Regions from separate parts of the Homo sapiens genome. Here regions 1, 2 and 4 are each linked to region 3. A link is a contact called in ENCODE Hi-C or POLR2A ChIA-PET data. All regions are on one chromosome and are shown on one strand. The core of a region is the stretch at or near the end of the contact, and the rest is flanking DNA. Distances in the headings are between cores, read along the strand shown. Region 1 holds the start of UMODL1 (uromodulin like 1). Region 2 overlaps C2CD2 (C2 calcium dependent domain containing 2). Region 3 holds the start of MX2 (MX dynamin like GTPase 2). Region 4 overlaps ABCG1 (ATP binding cassette subfamily G member 1).

The links. Hi-C counts contacts between places; a loop is a spot of excess contacts on that map. ChIA-PET counts read pairs that join two places held with the same protein, here RNA polymerase II (POLR2A). Pooled maps may share reads with other maps.
Region 1: a map with no recorded cell type shows a loop between it and region 3 (3-fold over the local background). The contact joins the promoter of UMODL1 here to the promoter of MX2 in region 3. A Hi-C loop is called at or near these places in 3 of 168 maps with a recorded cell type or tissue (CD4-positive, alpha-beta T cell, CD4-positive, alpha-beta memory T cell and CD8-positive, alpha-beta T cell), 14 of 37 single-sample maps with no recorded cell type and 12 of 50 pooled maps. POLR2A ChIA-PET finds 5 or more read pairs at or near these places in 1 of 52 experiments (CD4-positive, alpha-beta T cell).
Region 2: a map of OCI-LY7 shows a loop between it and region 3 (4-fold over the local background). The contact joins the enhancer-like site here to the promoter of MX2 in region 3. A Hi-C loop is called at or near these places in 1 of 168 maps with a recorded cell type or tissue (OCI-LY7), 17 of 37 single-sample maps with no recorded cell type and 11 of 50 pooled maps. POLR2A ChIA-PET finds 5 or more read pairs at or near these places in 1 of 52 experiments (GM12878).
Region 4: a pooled map shows a loop between it and region 3 (4-fold over the local background). The contact joins the enhancer-like site here to the promoter of MX2 in region 3. A Hi-C loop is called at or near these places in 1 of 168 maps with a recorded cell type or tissue (B cell), 8 of 37 single-sample maps with no recorded cell type and 13 of 50 pooled maps. POLR2A ChIA-PET finds 5 or more read pairs at or near these places in 1 of 52 experiments (activated naive CD4-positive, alpha-beta T cell).

Annotation. Positions count from the first base shown.
Region 1 is chr21:42,069,793-42,073,797 of GRCh38, forward strand. UMODL1 (uromodulin like 1) reads left to right here and starts at 1,525. Exons shown (of 23, transcript NM_001004416.3): 1 at 1,525-1,600. The coding sequence starts at 1,525. RefSeq lists enhancers at 2,712-3,213, 3,214-3,713.
Region 2 is chr21:41,921,844-41,925,481 of GRCh38, forward strand. It overlaps C2CD2 (C2 calcium dependent domain containing 2), which reads right to left. Exons shown (of 14, transcript NM_015500.2): 3 at 129-242. Among named protein-coding and RNA genes, the nearest start is that of SNORA91, 25 kb to the right of the region's middle. Within about 2 kb of position 1,404, at least 6 of the 41 ENCODE cell types and tissues checked have a DNase peak (open chromatin) inside an H3K27ac peak, as active enhancers do.
Region 3 is chr21:41,360,259-41,364,280 of GRCh38, forward strand. MX2 (MX dynamin like GTPase 2) reads left to right here and starts at 1,769. Exons shown (of 14, transcript NM_002463.2): 1 at 1,769-1,797. RefSeq lists enhancers at 1,194-1,453, 1,474-2,313.
Region 4 is chr21:42,248,035-42,251,875 of GRCh38, forward strand. All of the region lies in intron 2 of ABCG1 (ATP binding cassette subfamily G member 1), which reads left to right. Among named protein-coding and RNA genes, the nearest start is that of ABCG1, 31 kb to the left of the region's middle. Within about 2 kb of position 1,362, at least 3 of the 41 ENCODE cell types and tissues checked have a DNase peak (open chromatin) inside an H3K27ac peak, as active enhancers do.

The sequences.
Region 1 (4,005 bases), core at 275-2,774, 710 kb after region 3:
TCTTGCATTTTAAAATGTTCAGATTTACTTAAATCATAATACTTTTTATTCTTTTAGTGTTAATAAAATTTCACTTCCTTGAGTATTATATAATAGCTTTAACATTTATTCTTTTCGTATGAAAACGTTTTTTAATGAGCCAATTCTGTGTGAAGCTTTTGGTTTTCTATAAAAGCTGCTGTGTTCCAAGGACACCCGTTGTACGCAGCCCCTTTGCTGTGAGATCATTTCCAGCCTCCTTTTTGTATTCTTGTCATGGCATCTGACATTTAGTCATTAGCCAAGCAAATGCAGCAGTTCATCATCTCAGAGATTAATCTACAGAGAATAAAAGAGGTAGCAACGTTGGTGCGGGAGTTAGGCGAGAAGGTCCCTTCTGGAGGAATCGTTTTGTATCTAGAACACCAGGGAATTATGCTCCCGAACCATGCAGCCAACGTGAATCTTTGTTAATTCATCTGAATGTTTCCTCAGTAAAATCAACAAGATCTTCTTCATCCAATGTTAAAAATTGGGCTTCAGCAGTCAACACTAAGAAGTGAGAGGCAATCAACGGTGCAGTATGAAAACATCATGAGCTAGAAAGAACTTAACATGAGATTTAGAAATCTACTTCACATATACCATGATGACTACTGAAATAAAACATTAATCACCTGTATTCTTATCACTCCTCAAAATGTTTTCTTCCTGTCCCAGGGCCCTTTCTGGAGTTTTCTCCATGCTTATATAACTGTACAGAGTTGTCACTTTCATGGAGATGAAATTGCATGCGTTGCTGTTTTGACTTCACATTGTTAAGTATTTGTTTGTGCTACTAAAACTTCATGGTGAGCATTTCAACGCCCGTGTAATGCTGCATCCAGATGCTCTGTAATAATTACTCTCCCACTCTCCTGTGGCTGTCCAATTATGTAATTTCCCACTTTAAGTCATAATAGGTAATGCACATCCCTGTGACCACAGCTTCGTGCTCTCAGCCCAAGCTCCGGGAGGAGAGGACTGGGTCAAAGCACCTGGACATTTTTGTGACTTTTGAAGTGCATTGTGGAACCGTGTGAAGGACGCTTTTCTGAACGTGATGTTCCACTTTGATTTGATGCTGTTTTCTTCTGCCAGTTCAGAACGATAGGGTAAGAGAATACTCCGTGTTGATGGAGAGACTCAGATATGAGTCTCAAATGTGTTTTCTGCGTAACAACGAGATGGGATCCAGCGATGCGGTCTGGGCTTTTGGGTACTCACCTTTCCTAAAAGATGCCATCTGCTTGGAGCAGAATAGGCTGTGACACGCAGGAGCCCCCAGGGAAACGGCCATGGCAATGGTGGGTGTTAACGAGCAGGCATAAGGGACTGCTCCCAGCGGTGCTTCCTCTGAAGTCATTGCCACCTGCAGCAGCACAGGGGACAGAAAGGCCGTTTCTCCAGGTCCAGGCAGCTCAGGCCCCTATGAGCCCTGGCGTAGCAGAGACCCAGGCTTCTTGGTAGAGGCCCAGAGCCCTGTACTGCCACCACTGCCGGACGATGCTCAGGACCTCGGGGCTGGCACTGCTGGCTCTGGTCAGTGCTGTGGGCCCAAGCCAGGCCAGCGGCTTCACAGGTGAGGGGTCTGGGCTTGGCATGGGCAGTTCTTAAGGACAGGGGCTTCCTGGCATGGGTCTCATGAGGACAGCCCCCTGTGGAGACCTGGGCAGGCAAGGACGCCTCTGCTTGGAGAGGCGACATCTGTTCTTTTGTGGACAAGCTTTTTGGTAAGCGCACATGGTAGCAGCTGTGGAGGTGGGGCAGGAGTGCCGGGTAGGGTTTTGGGAAGAGGACTCCCCCAGTGGGAACCTGTTGCTGAATCACCTGGGCGTTCGTGGGGGTAAAATGCAGATTCTTAGCCAGCAGGTCTGGGGTGCAGGGCCTGGAACTCTACATGTCTGTGGGTGATGCAGATGCTGTGGGTCCTCAGATCCCACTGAGAACAGTGAGCTCCTACAGACGCAGAAGAAAGGTCTCCTGAACCTTGGTGCATTCAAGTCCTCACTTACAGATTTAAAAAAAAAAGGAGACCTAGCCTGGGCAACATCATGAGACCCCATGTGTACCAAAAAAAAAAAAAAATTAGCCAGCCATGGTGGTGCACACTTGTGGTCCCAGCTACACAGGAGGCTGGGATGGGAGGATCACTTGAGCTTGGGAGGTCCAGGCTGCAGTGAGCTAAGATTGCTCCACTGCACTGCAGCCTGGGCGGCAGAGCAAAAGCCCCCAAACAAACAAACAAACAAACAAAAAAAGCCACAATACAAAAACAAAAAAGAAAGGGAGACCCAGAATGGATCAGGGACTTGCCCAGGCCACACAGCTCACAGGGCAGAGTCACCACAGGAGCCAGAGGCTGCACCAGGGCTCTGTCCGGAGTTTTCCCAGGCATGCGGAGAGCAGGGCAGCTTCTTAAAAACACACGGGAGTTCTGAAACCCCAGAATCCAGGGAAATGGGACTGCGGAATTTTAAAATCATTTTCCTCTTAAAATCTGTCATATTCAGTTACAAATTTAAAGGAATCCATTCTGTTTCTAAAATCAACTATGTTTTTGTACTACTTTAACGTTTTTCACCCAGAAGCAGGATTTTGCTTTGTGATTTGTGAAATGGATTTTCCCATTGGAACAGGTAATGTGTAGACCCCACAGTTCAGATGCATAATGGGTGGGTATCCTGGGAAGCTGGAGAAGGTCTTAGGAGGTGTTTCCAGAACCCCTCATTGTATATGAGGACACGGGGCAGAACCTCAGCAACCCCACACGTGGTCGCCCCGAATTTTCCCTGTGTGCCAGCACTGCCTTCACAGGCATGACCCCACTTCAGCCTTTTGCAGCCACAGGACATGGCTGTTATTTCACAGATGACAAGAGAGGGGCACTGGGAGGGCATGACATGGGCGCAATCATGCAACAGGGGTTTGTGAGCCTGGGTGTGAGCACAGGTCCATCTGACCCCAGGACTCTTGTTGGCCCCAGAGCATTAGGCTTTCCCATCTCTGAGACCGGAATCCAAGACCCCCGGCTCCTGCTCTGATGGCCCTTGTGGGTCTTTGCGGGATGGCAGGATCTGCTAACTGCTTTCTTCTCTGGGCTTGGCCAAGAAGCCAGGCTTGGGATGGCACGTGACCTCGGATAAAATGTTAAAAACAAAACAGGGCAAACATCTCCCGGGTTCCACAGGAGATGAGTGTGTGTGTGTGTGCGCGCGCGCGTGTGTGTGTGTGCGTGTGCGCATGTGTGCAGGACGGCTCTGCTGCGGACCAGCTGGGGCCATGTAACGATCAGGTGGGGCCCTGGCACCTCTCTAGAGACCAGGAGCTGTAAGTGTCCTTAATGTGGTTGGCATCTCTGCTCAGGTTACGATGAAAAACGCAAGCTAGATCCACTCTGCTAAGTTCTTGGTGCAGGAAGTCCTCGGCCTTTGCCTAGCTCGGCGTGGTCACTGAGTAGGTGAGCGCGTTCCTTCCGGCCATATTCCACCGTTCTTCATGCAAGTCACCTCTAGGCTCTCAGCCAAGCTGCCCTGGTCCCGGAAGCTGATTTGTCCTGTTCCACCCCGTACGATGAGGACCTCCCGTTCCTTTGCAGAGCTCACAGTAACTACCCCACTGGTGATGCCAAGCAGCAGGTGGTCCCCATCCCCAGAGGCCCTGCTGGGCCCGCAGGGTGATTTGGGGTTCAGCCCCCAGAGGAAGTTGCAGCTCCAGTCCCTGTTGCTTGTGGAGTGGGGTCGCTGTGCAGCAAGTGTGTGGTCCAGCACCTGTGTTCTGCCCAGAGCAAATCTGCAGCCTCTTCCCTCACCGTGTTTGAGGGCTGGCTCTGCCCTATTTCTTCCTGGGGTGAGTAACAAGCCCCTGGAGTCCTGCTTTCTGCACACTTGTAGGTTGCTGCGAGGTCCAAGGAGGGAATCTTCAGAGATGCTGCCCCAGTGGAGCGAATAAGGACAGCAGTGGTTTTGTGATCATTTCTGCTCCCAT
Region 2 (3,638 bases), core at 154-2,653, 560 kb after region 3:
AATTATGACATGAATGATAATTAATAAAAACATGAACGTTACAGCCCTCTGACTCACACCATGCTCACTCTTCACATTTCTGAGAACTGTGACGGGTCTCATAACTTGCAAAGTCTACACATCTTTACCTGTAAATGGAAAGGGGAGAGCCGCATGTCGTACAGCCGGCATCCAGCACCCAAGGCAGGCGTCTCGCTGACCAAGAACTGAATAGCCTGGCCCACCACGTGACAGACCACCACCTGGAGGAGGCACAGGTAAGGGAGAAAACTGTATCCAAAACAAAGGACAGCGCGTGCATACGCATCTTCTTCTTCTTCTTTTTTTTTTTTTGAGACAAGGTCTCACTCTGTCGCCCAGGCTGGAGTGCAGTGGCGCGATCTCAGCTCACTGCAACCTCCACCTCCCCAGCTCAGGCGATCTTCCCACCTCAGCCTCCTGAGTACATGAAACTACAGGGGTGTGCCCCCACACCCACCTAATTTTTGTTTTTGTCTTTTTTGTAAAGATGGGCTCTACCTGTATTACTGAGGCTGGTTTTGAACTCCTGAGCTCAAACAATCTTCCCACCTTGGCCTCCCAAAGTGCTGGGATTGCAGGCATGAGCCACTGTGCTCAGCTGCCATAGGCATCTTTTTTTTTTTTTTTTGAGACGGAGTCTCACTCTGTCACCCAGGCTGAAGTGCAGTGGAGCAATCTCGGCTCACTGCAACCTCCGCCTCCCTGGTTCAAGTGATTCTCCCACCTCAGCCTCCCAAGTAGCTGGGATTACAGGTGTGTGCCACCATGGCCAGCAAATTTTTGTATTTTTAGTAGAGACAAAGTTTCACCATGTTGGCCAGGCCAGTCTCGAACTCCTGGCCTCAGCTGATCTACCCACCTCAGCCTCCCAAAGTGCTGGGATTACAGGTGTGAGCCACCACGCCTGGCCTAGGCATCTTTATATCAAAATAATCTGGACTTTATATGTTAGCAAGGATACAAATTTAGAGTTTCAAAGTTGGATAAATATTCAGATTAAAACCTTTTCTATAATATAGTTTGAAAACCAGAAACAATGTTTCAAATCTTTGCTTCCTGATGACTTTCTTAGCAGCTAAAGTCTTGACCAAATCTAGTTATCATGCGCTTTCCACATGTAATACAGTCTTTTTCCTTTTTTTTTTTTTGGAGATGGAGTTTCACTCTGTCGCCCAGGTTGGAGTGCAGTGGCACAATCTTAGCTCACTGCAACCTCCGCCTCCCGGGTTCACACGATTCTCCTGCCTCAAACTCCCGAGTGGCTGGGTTTACAGGCGTGTGCTACTACTCCCGGCTAATTTTTTGTGTTTTTAGTAGAGACGGGGTTTCACCATTAGCCAGGAGGGTCTCGATCTCCTCACCTCGTGATCCGCCCACCTCGGCCTTCCAAAGTGCTAGGATTACAGGCATGAGCCACCGTGCCCGGCCAACAAAGTCTTTTTCTTTAAATATCATCTTGTTCTATTTCTCCACAATAGCTGATTTTTAATTCCCCAAATGTTTCCACATTCATACACAGTCAAAGCCATTAGCCAAGTTCTTTTGCTAAAAATGAGTCTTAAAGAGAAAGTAAGTTATAGATGTTAGAAGTAAAAAAAGTTTTCTTAAATTACCCAGAACACAATGGGTTGCTTCCACCTAAATAATTTCGAGGCGATCATGGTTTTCAAAAAGGTGGGAGTAATTGGAAAAACATACAAAGTATCAAACAATTATAAAATTATGCAGCCGTACCAAAACCAGAATTATAAAATGAGCTCGTTGAAGAAACTGTCAGACAGAGAAAGATAATAACCTCAGGAATAAACCAAACTGTGGTTTCCTGACATAAATCATAATCATACAGTATTAAGAGGGGTGCTTTTCACAGCTACCATGGCACAGAGAGAGATCTAGTTTCTGCCACAGATTCCTCTACAGAAGCTGATGTAGAATGAGAGGTCAGACCCCTCCCCGCTCCCCTCCCGGGGGCAGAGGGCCAAGCAGACACGTGTGGGATAATTACCAGGCCAGGTGCCAGGTGTGTACTGGCCAGGAGGAGGAGAGGGGAGGCCAGGGGCACAGTGGGCTGGACCACAGGGCAGGCACAAGGGGGTTCCGTAGGTGGCCAGTGTTTGGCCAAAAAGCAAAGCTACCAGGAGCTGAGGGTAAGTCAGACTGACCTCCTCATTCCCAAAAGAACCACTGACTCCACTGCAGGGAGTCACAGGACAGGAAGAGAAAATTCTTTAATTCTCTGGTGGATTTATCAGAATCTAAAATACCAAATGGAAAGATTATCAAAATAATTACTCAGTCAGGGCCTGCTATTCCCCCAAGTTCAGGGCTAGGACATTCCCCTGTACTTTCTCATCTGCTGGCTCCTGGCCGCAGCCAAGCCCTGGGTCCAGCTCTTCCCACCAGTGGCCCATCCCACTCTGGAACAAAAACGGAACCTGGGCACTAAGGCCCGGGCAGGGGTCAACATCCAATATCCACAACCAAATACCTCAATGCCACAGAGCTAGAAAAAGAAAATCCTGCCTTCTCTCAATATTGGCAGAAAGTCGTGCAACTCTTTCTACCGGTTCTTATAACGCCACGTTCAGAAGACTGATACACATGAGTTAATTACATATTTCCATCATCTCCAGAGTTCACAAAGGGCCAGAACAAAAAAATGTTTGTATAAGAAATGTTGTCTATTCATGTTAAAAATAAATGATCTATAAACAGTCCTTTACGGAGGAACATGCTTTGTGGCCAGATGAGTTACACGCACCAATGGCATGACACTGAGAAAATTCCCTGTCCTTGGTCTCAACAGCCCACTCCTTTTACTGCTTAAAGTAAAAAATAAAAAATAAAAATAAATTTAAAAACCCAACCCTGACTCTGAGCACTGCATAATTCCTCTGGAGCCTTCTCTACTAAGCTAATCAGCATTGTACCAAGAAAACAGACTCAGAGCCTCAACCCGAGCAAGAAAGAATTTCATTTTCTTTCGTATCCAGTTCTGCAGAAAGCTTCCCACCACGCACTCCCTGATACACAGAGAACCAAGCACTTGATTAAAAGCAAGCAAATAAATAAGTAAATAGATAAAAAGACTTTAAAACTTCTAGAATGCGGGACTCCAAAGCTCATAAGTAATCACTGAAGCCCCATCACTAAGGTAATGTAATCTCTACATTCTACTCTAGGACAGAATGTGTGATGTCTTTTCATAGTAACCCCCTGGCGTGTCTTCCCCAACCCTAGGGCTTCGCTACCCTCTAAATAAAACCTACAGTGCAGACCAAGCCTTTCTTAGCCTCCCCTCAGAATTTGGCTAGAAAAGTTAATTAAAGAAACAATTTAGGCCGAGTGTGGTGGCTCACGCCTGTAATCCCAGTGCTTTGGGAGGCTGAGGCAGGAGGACTGCTTGAGTCCAGGAGTTCAAGACTAGCCTGGGCAACATAGCAAGACTCCATCTCTTAAAAAAAAAAAAATTAGCCAAGCATGGTGGTGTGCACCTGTAGTCCCAGCTACTCAGAAGGGTAAAGTGAGAGGATCACTTGAGCCCAAGGGTTTGAGGCTGCAGTGAGCCGTGATTGTGCCACTGCGTTCCAGCAGAAAGAAACATTCTGAACCTGCCT
Region 3 (4,022 bases), core at 519-3,018:
CTTCATCAGCACACAGAGGCGCTGGCGCTTTCCATAGAGTCAGCGTGCCAGGGCAGGAGGCGGGCACTGGGGCTTCTGGACTTCGCCTCTTTACCAAGCTGCACACTGTAACGCTCCCTGATGTGGAGCTGAGGGAAGAGCTCCGCCCAGCGGCTGTGACCGAGGCCTGAGCAGCAGCATCTTTTCTGGCCCCGGCCCCTGTGCTTGGATGCTGCGTGGGACATTCATTCACCCTCAGGGCTTTAGTGCTCAGAACGCAAGAACCCTGTCCTTGAAGTTTGCATGCGCAGGCACCTCTGGTCCTTCCCAGGGCTGCTGGTGAGGGGCGTGCAGGAGGGGGATGCTGCCTTGACAGAGGGTGGAGGGTCCCCTGAGCTGGCCCGAGCTGCTCGTGTCCCTCTGTCCGGCTTCTCTGAGGCCTTTCTTTGTGCCTTCCTTGAAGCAGTAGGCCGGCCCAGGCCCTGTTGTGAAAGACATTCCTAGTGAAACCGAATGTCACATCACGCTGCCAAGTCTGAGATTCACATTCCTCCCCTCACTCCTCAGCCTCTGTCCGCCCGGGCTCTTGGGAAGAGAAGTGGTTCAGGGATAGGTGATCCTGACGATGATCTCCTGGTGTTAATATTTCTAATGCCAAGGTTTTGAAAAACATGTTAAGTTTCTAAATATCTTCCGTAAAGTTAAGCCTGCACTCAAGGGAAGTCACTACAATGACTTAGCCAAGAGGAGCTCAGGAGTTTTTTTAAACGTATAGTGTTGATGTCTGGGAGAGGATCACGGGTGGATAGGAGAGCTGAGAGCCTGCTTCCTCCCTCCCAGCCATCACTGCCAGTCCTTGAGAGGCTTGGTCCCCTCCCCGGTGTCTGGAGGGCTCCTCCTGGAGGTTCCCAGACCTCTTGGCTCTGGTGATGGGAATGCCTGGCCCTCCTTGACTTTGGTCACAGAGCAGGAAGCCTTAGGGAGCATGCGGTTGTGCACCTTCACTTTTGCAGGTGAAAAGTAACTGAGGACCAGAAAGATGACATGCAGCTGGCTCAGGGCTGAGTTCCGGAGCCTGGGGTTTGTCCTGGGGCCTCCTTATCTCCAATGGGAAGAAAACCGTCTTGGTTTTGCGGCGGGGACCTCAGGCACGGGTGCTTGGAGAAAGCTGTTGACCCTCCTTCTTTGGGTTTTCCGCACCTAATGAGGGGAGAGGTGACATTTGTCAGGTGCGGCTCAGGCATGAAGCTAAGCAGGACAGCTCAGAGCGTCCAGATCATGTACCTGAGAGCATGTCCTCGGCTGTAACAGGAGTGCATCTGTGAGGCCCGATACACGAACCACACGTGGCTATTCATTCAAATTACATGGAGTTCGAAGTCCAGTTCCTTGGTCGCAGTAGTCACATTTCAGAGCCACACAGGTGGTACTGGATGGCACTGTCAGGGCAGAACCTTCCAGTGACTGAGCCACTCTGAGCTGCCCCCATGCCAGCCTCCCCTGGAATCTGTTAGCAATGCTGATTCTCAGGCCCAGCCCAGACCTGACAGATCAGACTCTCTGGCGGGGGTGGGGGGACAGCCGCCCCGTCTCCACAGCTCTCCCAGGATTCGGATGCAGCTGGAGTTTGGGGACCACTCTGTGAGTCATCTGGAGAGCACGCTGATAACTCAGTTTCATTTCTGTGGCCAGATCAAGTAGTTTCATTTCTCTCCCTGTTTGTTGATGACGGAGCAGGGGAGGGAGTGGTTCATATGCCACATAAAAGTGAAGTGGAGGAAAGGGAAGAGATGATTTCTCCATCCTGAACGTGCAGCGGTAAGAGCGGGGCCGGTGCAGGGAGGGCTGCTTTGTGTCTGATGCACAGCAGATGCGTGTTTAAAAAATATTTCCTGAGTAACGTGACATCTGCTTGGTGAATGTGGCTTGTGCTGGGAGGCAGGAGCCACAAAGATAAGATTCTGGTGTGAGGAGCAGAAAGGGCCCATGTTGCCACCAGCCCACAGTAGCCTTGTGCACAGACAAAGAGGCTCTGGAGGGGAAGTGGCTGGCCCTGGGGACAGGGTGGCCTCCATCCTGATCTGGCCAAAAGTCGGGTGGACGCAAAGGGGTGGTTTTTAGGACAGCTTTGCTCAGCGTCCTACAAAGTCTGGGGGTTGAGTAAGGAGCTTTGTGCCCGAAAAGTCGTCTCGGAGGGTTTCAAGTGTTCCTTCTTTTGTGGTATTTGTGATGCTCTGACGTAACCTTAGTGACGGTGATATGCTGGGAAATTGGCTCTCATGGGGCGGGGCAGGGCAGAGGGTGGTGCCTGATTTCTAGCCTTTGCCGATTCTCTTCCGTTCTCATGGTGTGAATGCTCCCACCGTGGCCAGTTCCCAGCCAGTAGGGGCCAACTCCAGCACTCTGGACCACTGCACCCTGGATCGCCTGCACTCTGGGGGCTGAAGTCCATTTTATAATTGATATAGAGCGGAAAGGAGACATGGTGGTATTGATGACGCAGTTTTTTTTTCTTTTTTTTTTTTTTTTTTTTTTTTTTGAGAGAAGTTCTCGTTCTGTTCCCCAGGCTGGAGTGCAGTGGCGTGATCATGGCTCACTGCAGTCTCAAGCTCCCGGGCTCAAGGGATCCTCCCACCTCAGCCTCCCAAGTAGCTGGGACTACAGGTGTGCACCACCACACCTGGTTAATTTTATTTCTTTTTGTAGAGACAGGGGCTCTCTATGTTGCCCAGGCTGGTCTCAAACTCACTGGCTCAAGAAGTCCTTACGCCTCAACCTCCCAAAGCACTGGGATTACAGGCGTAAGCCACCCCATTCGGCTTTGATGACACCTTTTGAACACTGTTCTTTCTCATTTTGTGTTTAGAATGTTGTCTCTAGCTGTTTAAAAAGATCAGGATTCCAAGCTATCTTTCCTCGCACCCTCTCCTCCGTTTACTCTGCTCTACTTCCCAGCCCCGCGCCAACCCCTGAAGCACTTTTGACTCCCTTCGGATGTACAATTTTTTTTTCTTTTTCTTTTTTGAGACAGGGTCTTCCTGCTCTGTTTCCCAGGCTGGAGTGCAATGGTACCATCATAGCTCACTGCAGCCTTAAACTTCCGGGCTCAAGTGATCCTCCTGCCTCGGCCTCCCAATGCATTGGGATTACAGGTGTGAGTCCCTGCGTCTGGCCAGGATGTATGTGAGCTTTATTTAGGTTTAGCCCCTGCCCTAGAATGCAAGCTCCCCCAGAGATCTTTGTCTGCCTGACTCGATATGTATCTCAAGGACTTAGTGCTCAATATATATCTTTGAGTGGGTGAAAAACAAGCGGTCTTAAAAAGAAAGGAGGTGAGCCCGGGGAGATAAGGTCGCATTCAGTGCCAGTGCTTGGTCAGCCATGACCCTGCACCATGCGAGTGACATTGGGACTGGAGCAAAGGGACACAGCAGAGTGGCCCCTGGTGCCCAGGACCCGGCAGAGCTCTCGGACTGGTTGCAAGCCAGCAATAGTGGCTATGCCCGTGTGGGAGACGCAGCTTGCCTTAGACTTCAGCGGGAACCACCATGTCCGGCACAGCCATTTCCATCCTTCCCAGGGGTGCTTACGTGATCCTGGCAGTCTCAGTCAAACTTCCAAACTCAGCAGGGAATGTGTGTGCTTGTCCTCCAATCTCAACACCCTGGGATGCAGTGTCAGGTGCAGGTCAGAGACAGCAGTGGAGACCCGATTCCCAGCCCTGGGCTGGGGCCCCCACAAGGCCTCCAGCATCTCCCCATGGCCCAGTTTCCTCATCTGCAGGACAGGCTCTCTTGAGAATTTGGGGGGATGATAGACCCAAAAGCATTCTGGAGCCAGAGGCTTCTGCCTTCGTCGGGGGCATCAGGGAGTGTCAGTCATGAATTCACCATGACTTCTGACCACCTCTGCCTGGACTCCCTCACCTCAGTGCTGCCTAAGCTGGGTAACCACCAGCTTCCTGGGCCTTCACCCCGCAGGGCCTTCCTCTCCAGTGATGCGCCTGGAAAGAGGGATTTCTCTTTGCAAAGGTCTCTGGAATT
Region 4 (3,841 bases), core at 112-2,611, 890 kb after region 3:
TCACTAATATTATACAAAAGAAAAGGAAGCAAAGATGGTCATGAGAGAGCAACGTTTTGAAAAAGAAAAGTGGTAGGAAGCATAGAGAGGAGGATAAAGAAGATTAGGTTTCTTTCTGCTTATTTGTTAAACCTGTTCAAGCTGCAGTAAGATTGTCATGATCTCCGTCGTCATCTGATTTATCCCCCAGCCAGTTTCTCTGTAAAATCTGGAAAGATAGTAGTTGCTGAGGGGCCTCATTAGAGGATTGGTGTGAGAGTGGAGATGTGTCTGTTGCAGGACTCCTGGGACCTGTCCAGACAGCAGTGGTGGAGGGAAGCGAAGTGAAGTGCAGTTCTGTCTAAACTAGAGAACCCTGGAGCAAGGAAGACTGTGAGGCACCACCCGTGGGGGGTGCAGGGCAGCTGCCACAGACGTTGTTTGGCTTCATGAAGCTGAGTTGAAGATACGCACCCTCTGTGGCCCAGCATTTTCACTTCGACCTGAATACAGCGCTCTCAGCAGCACTGTTCATAACAACAACAAGACTGGATATGACCCAAATGCTCATTGAAAGAAGAGTGAATAAACCAGGCAGGTGCGGTGGCTCACGCCTGTAATCTCAGAACTTTAGGAGGCCGAGGCGGGTGAATTGTTTGAGCCCAGGAGTTCGAGAGCAGCCTGGGCAACATGGCGAAACCCTGCCTCTGCAAAATAAAAAAATTTAAAAAATTAAAAAAAAAAACACCTGGGCATGGTGGTGCACACCTGTAGTCCCAGTTACTTGGGGGGCTGAGGGAGGACTTTTTGAGCCAGGGAGATTGAGGTTGCGGTGAGCCATGATTGTGCCACTGCACTCTGGCCTGAGTGACAGAGCAAGACCTCTCTCAAAAAAAAAAAAAAAAAAGAGCGAATAAACAAACTGTGATGGGTCCACAGTGGAATATTATACAGCCCAGAAAAGAAATGAAGCACAGTTACAGGCATCAACAAGAACAGATCTCATGGACAAGATAATGGAGAGGGAGAAAAAGCAATTCCTGGAACACATGCAATGTGATGCCTTTTCTAAAAACTTCAAAACATTCAAAAGTCACCAAAATTGTTAAAGGATAAATACGAACGTGGTGCAAGATAGAGAAAAACAAGGATGTAATACCATTCAAGAGAGTGGGGACATCTGGTGAAGGCAGGGGACTGGGATGAGGGAGGGGCGCCGGGCCTGGGGTGTGTTGCTGAGATTACCGCCTGGCTGGCTCGTGGGCACATTTATTTTTCATTGATTTATTCATTTATTTTTCTTCCTCACATCTCACAAGCAAGTGATCTGCACAGAAAGTAAGTGTCATATTGTGTGTGGACTCCGGAGCCAGACCACTCAGTTTAAGTTCTGTTTCTGGTCGGTTTCACTTCTGCTTACTAGCTATGGTTCTTGGGGAAGGTTATTTTAGGTCTCTGGTGCCTCAGTTTTCTCATCTGGGTGTATTGAAATATGGACCTTGCAGGGTTCTGGTGAGAATTAAATGAGTTCTGTGTTGAGAATTAAGTGAGTTAATGTATGCGAAAGCTTAGAATCGTGCCCTGCGGCATAGTAGATCTATATAAGCATCAGCTATTGCCATCATCAGCATCATCATTTTGTAAATGTAAGGCAGTTTGAAATCAAAAAAGTAAAAAGACGGTATGGAGCTGTAAAGAAGTGAGAGGGAGGGCCAGGCGCAGTGGCTCACACCTGTAATCCCGGCACTTTGGGAGGCTGAGGCAGGCAGATCACCAGGGTCAGGAGTTTGAGACCAGCCTGGCCAGCATGATGAAATCCCATCTCTACTAAAAATACAAAAATTAGCCAGGCATGGTGGTGCACGCCTGTAGTCCCAGCTACTTGGGAGGCTGAGGCAGGAGAATCACTTGAACCTGGGAGGCGGAGGTTGCAGTCAGCCGAGATGGCGCCACTGCACTCCAGCCTGGGTGACAGAGTGAGATTCCATCTCAAAAAAAAAAAAAAAGTGAGAGGGGGATGAAGAGTCCTCACTGGGTGAGGAAGGTGCCCGTGTGTTGTGTGTCTTGGGTCACGTGTGAACACATATGGGGGTGCAGGGGGAGGGGGCGTTTAAAGGATTCTAAGTCTAAACCACTGAGGACTCTTGGGGACAGGAGGAGAGATGAAGACTGGAGGAGGAACTGAGGGTTTCTAGCTGCGCGTGTTGACCTTCTCCTGGGGTGGCACATCCCATTGAAGCCATGTTCCCAGGGGACAAGCAGAGTGGACCCAGCTCTTTGGGGACTTTGGTGCTTCCAGTCTTATTTTGAAGGCATTATAGAGGGGGTGGAAGCCAGATCCAAACCCAGTTCACTTCCCATTCCCTGCCCCATGCCTCAGTGGTCTTTGGTTTCCCGTGGGTGCTCTGGGCATCCTGCATGGAGGGGGACTCCAGGCTCCCAGAGATAGGCAGCCGCATGCAGTGGTGCCCAAACGTGGAGGAGCACAGTCCAGCTAGCCTGTTGGAAGAGAGCCCTGAAAACAGGGCTGGGACCTCCCAGGGAATGAGTCAGGGGCCACCCATGAGCCTCCCTGCAGGCCTCCTCTGGTGGCCGCTCATGGTCATTGAGATTTTAGTTCTTTGGGTCACACACACAGTGAGCGCCAGTGGACAGAACTTGCCTGTGTGAGGTCAGGGTCTCTCCCGCGGTACCCTCCATGTGGGCCATTCCTGAGTCTCATTTTCACTGATGGGAACATAACACAAACGTGCTTTGTCTCTCTTGCACTTACCCCTTTCCTCCCTGGCATGCTGTGCTGCTGGCATGGAGGCAGGGTCAGGAGCCCAACAAGGGGTGTGTGCGGGGTATAGGAAGGTGGCCCCCAGACCCCGCAGGGATCGGCTTGGGAGAGACCCACCAGACACATGAAGGGAAGCAACAGCAGCACTAAGTGGTATTGCTGGCAGGAACGGCAGGGATCACAACACAAAGGCAACAACAGAAACGAACACAGGGACAGCTCAGCGCCCAGCAGACATGAACTTGCCTGACCATACCCTGTGAGGAGCTAGGGCTGTCACTATCTCCTCTGGAATACAGAGGCCCACGGTCGGTCGGTGACCTACCCAGGAGGGAAGTGGGATTCAGACCTGACTAGTTTGCCTCCAGGCCCTACTGTTTTGACTCTCCTGATGGTAAAATGATGAGTCTGCAAATTGAACAAGTGCTTGGAGGAAGGAGGTTTGCTTTAGGTTTGGGCAGGAAAGGGAGGACCTGTATTCATGGAGGCCCAACCGGGTGGCAAATGCTTCACAGTCCTGATCTCATTTTGTCTCCCCAGCAGCACCAGGTGGAAGGAGGTACGTGTTGTTACCTCAGTTTACAAATGAGATAACAGAGGCTCAGCGAGATACACTAAGTTGTCTTAAGTCTGAAGATGAATAAGGACTCGATGTAGGATTAGAGCTGTGGCCAGCCACCGTGTGAAGTTTACTTGCTTCTTGGGGCCACAAAACTGGCTCGATGAGCGGGCAGGACAAGGTTGGGATGATAGGGTGGTCCTTTTCAATGGGATGAATGGCAGCGGCCAACGCATGTTTGGGAGACCCTGACCAGACCAGCCTGGTGTGGGGGAAGTGGAGGCGAGGCGGGGGGAATGGGAAACGTGTCTGGAAGGGCCCAATTGTGGAAAGAAGGCCTTGAACCCCAGGCCTAGGCACAGTCGGTCCTAGAGGGAGACAGTGGGGGCCCACCCAGAGAGAGCTGGGAGACTCAGAATCCCACTGGAGCCCCTACTCTTCCCAGGCAGGCCACGCCAGCACTGGCCTTGGGCATGGGAGGGCCTCCCAAGTCATGTGCAGGCCCAAAGTCCTTGCTTTAC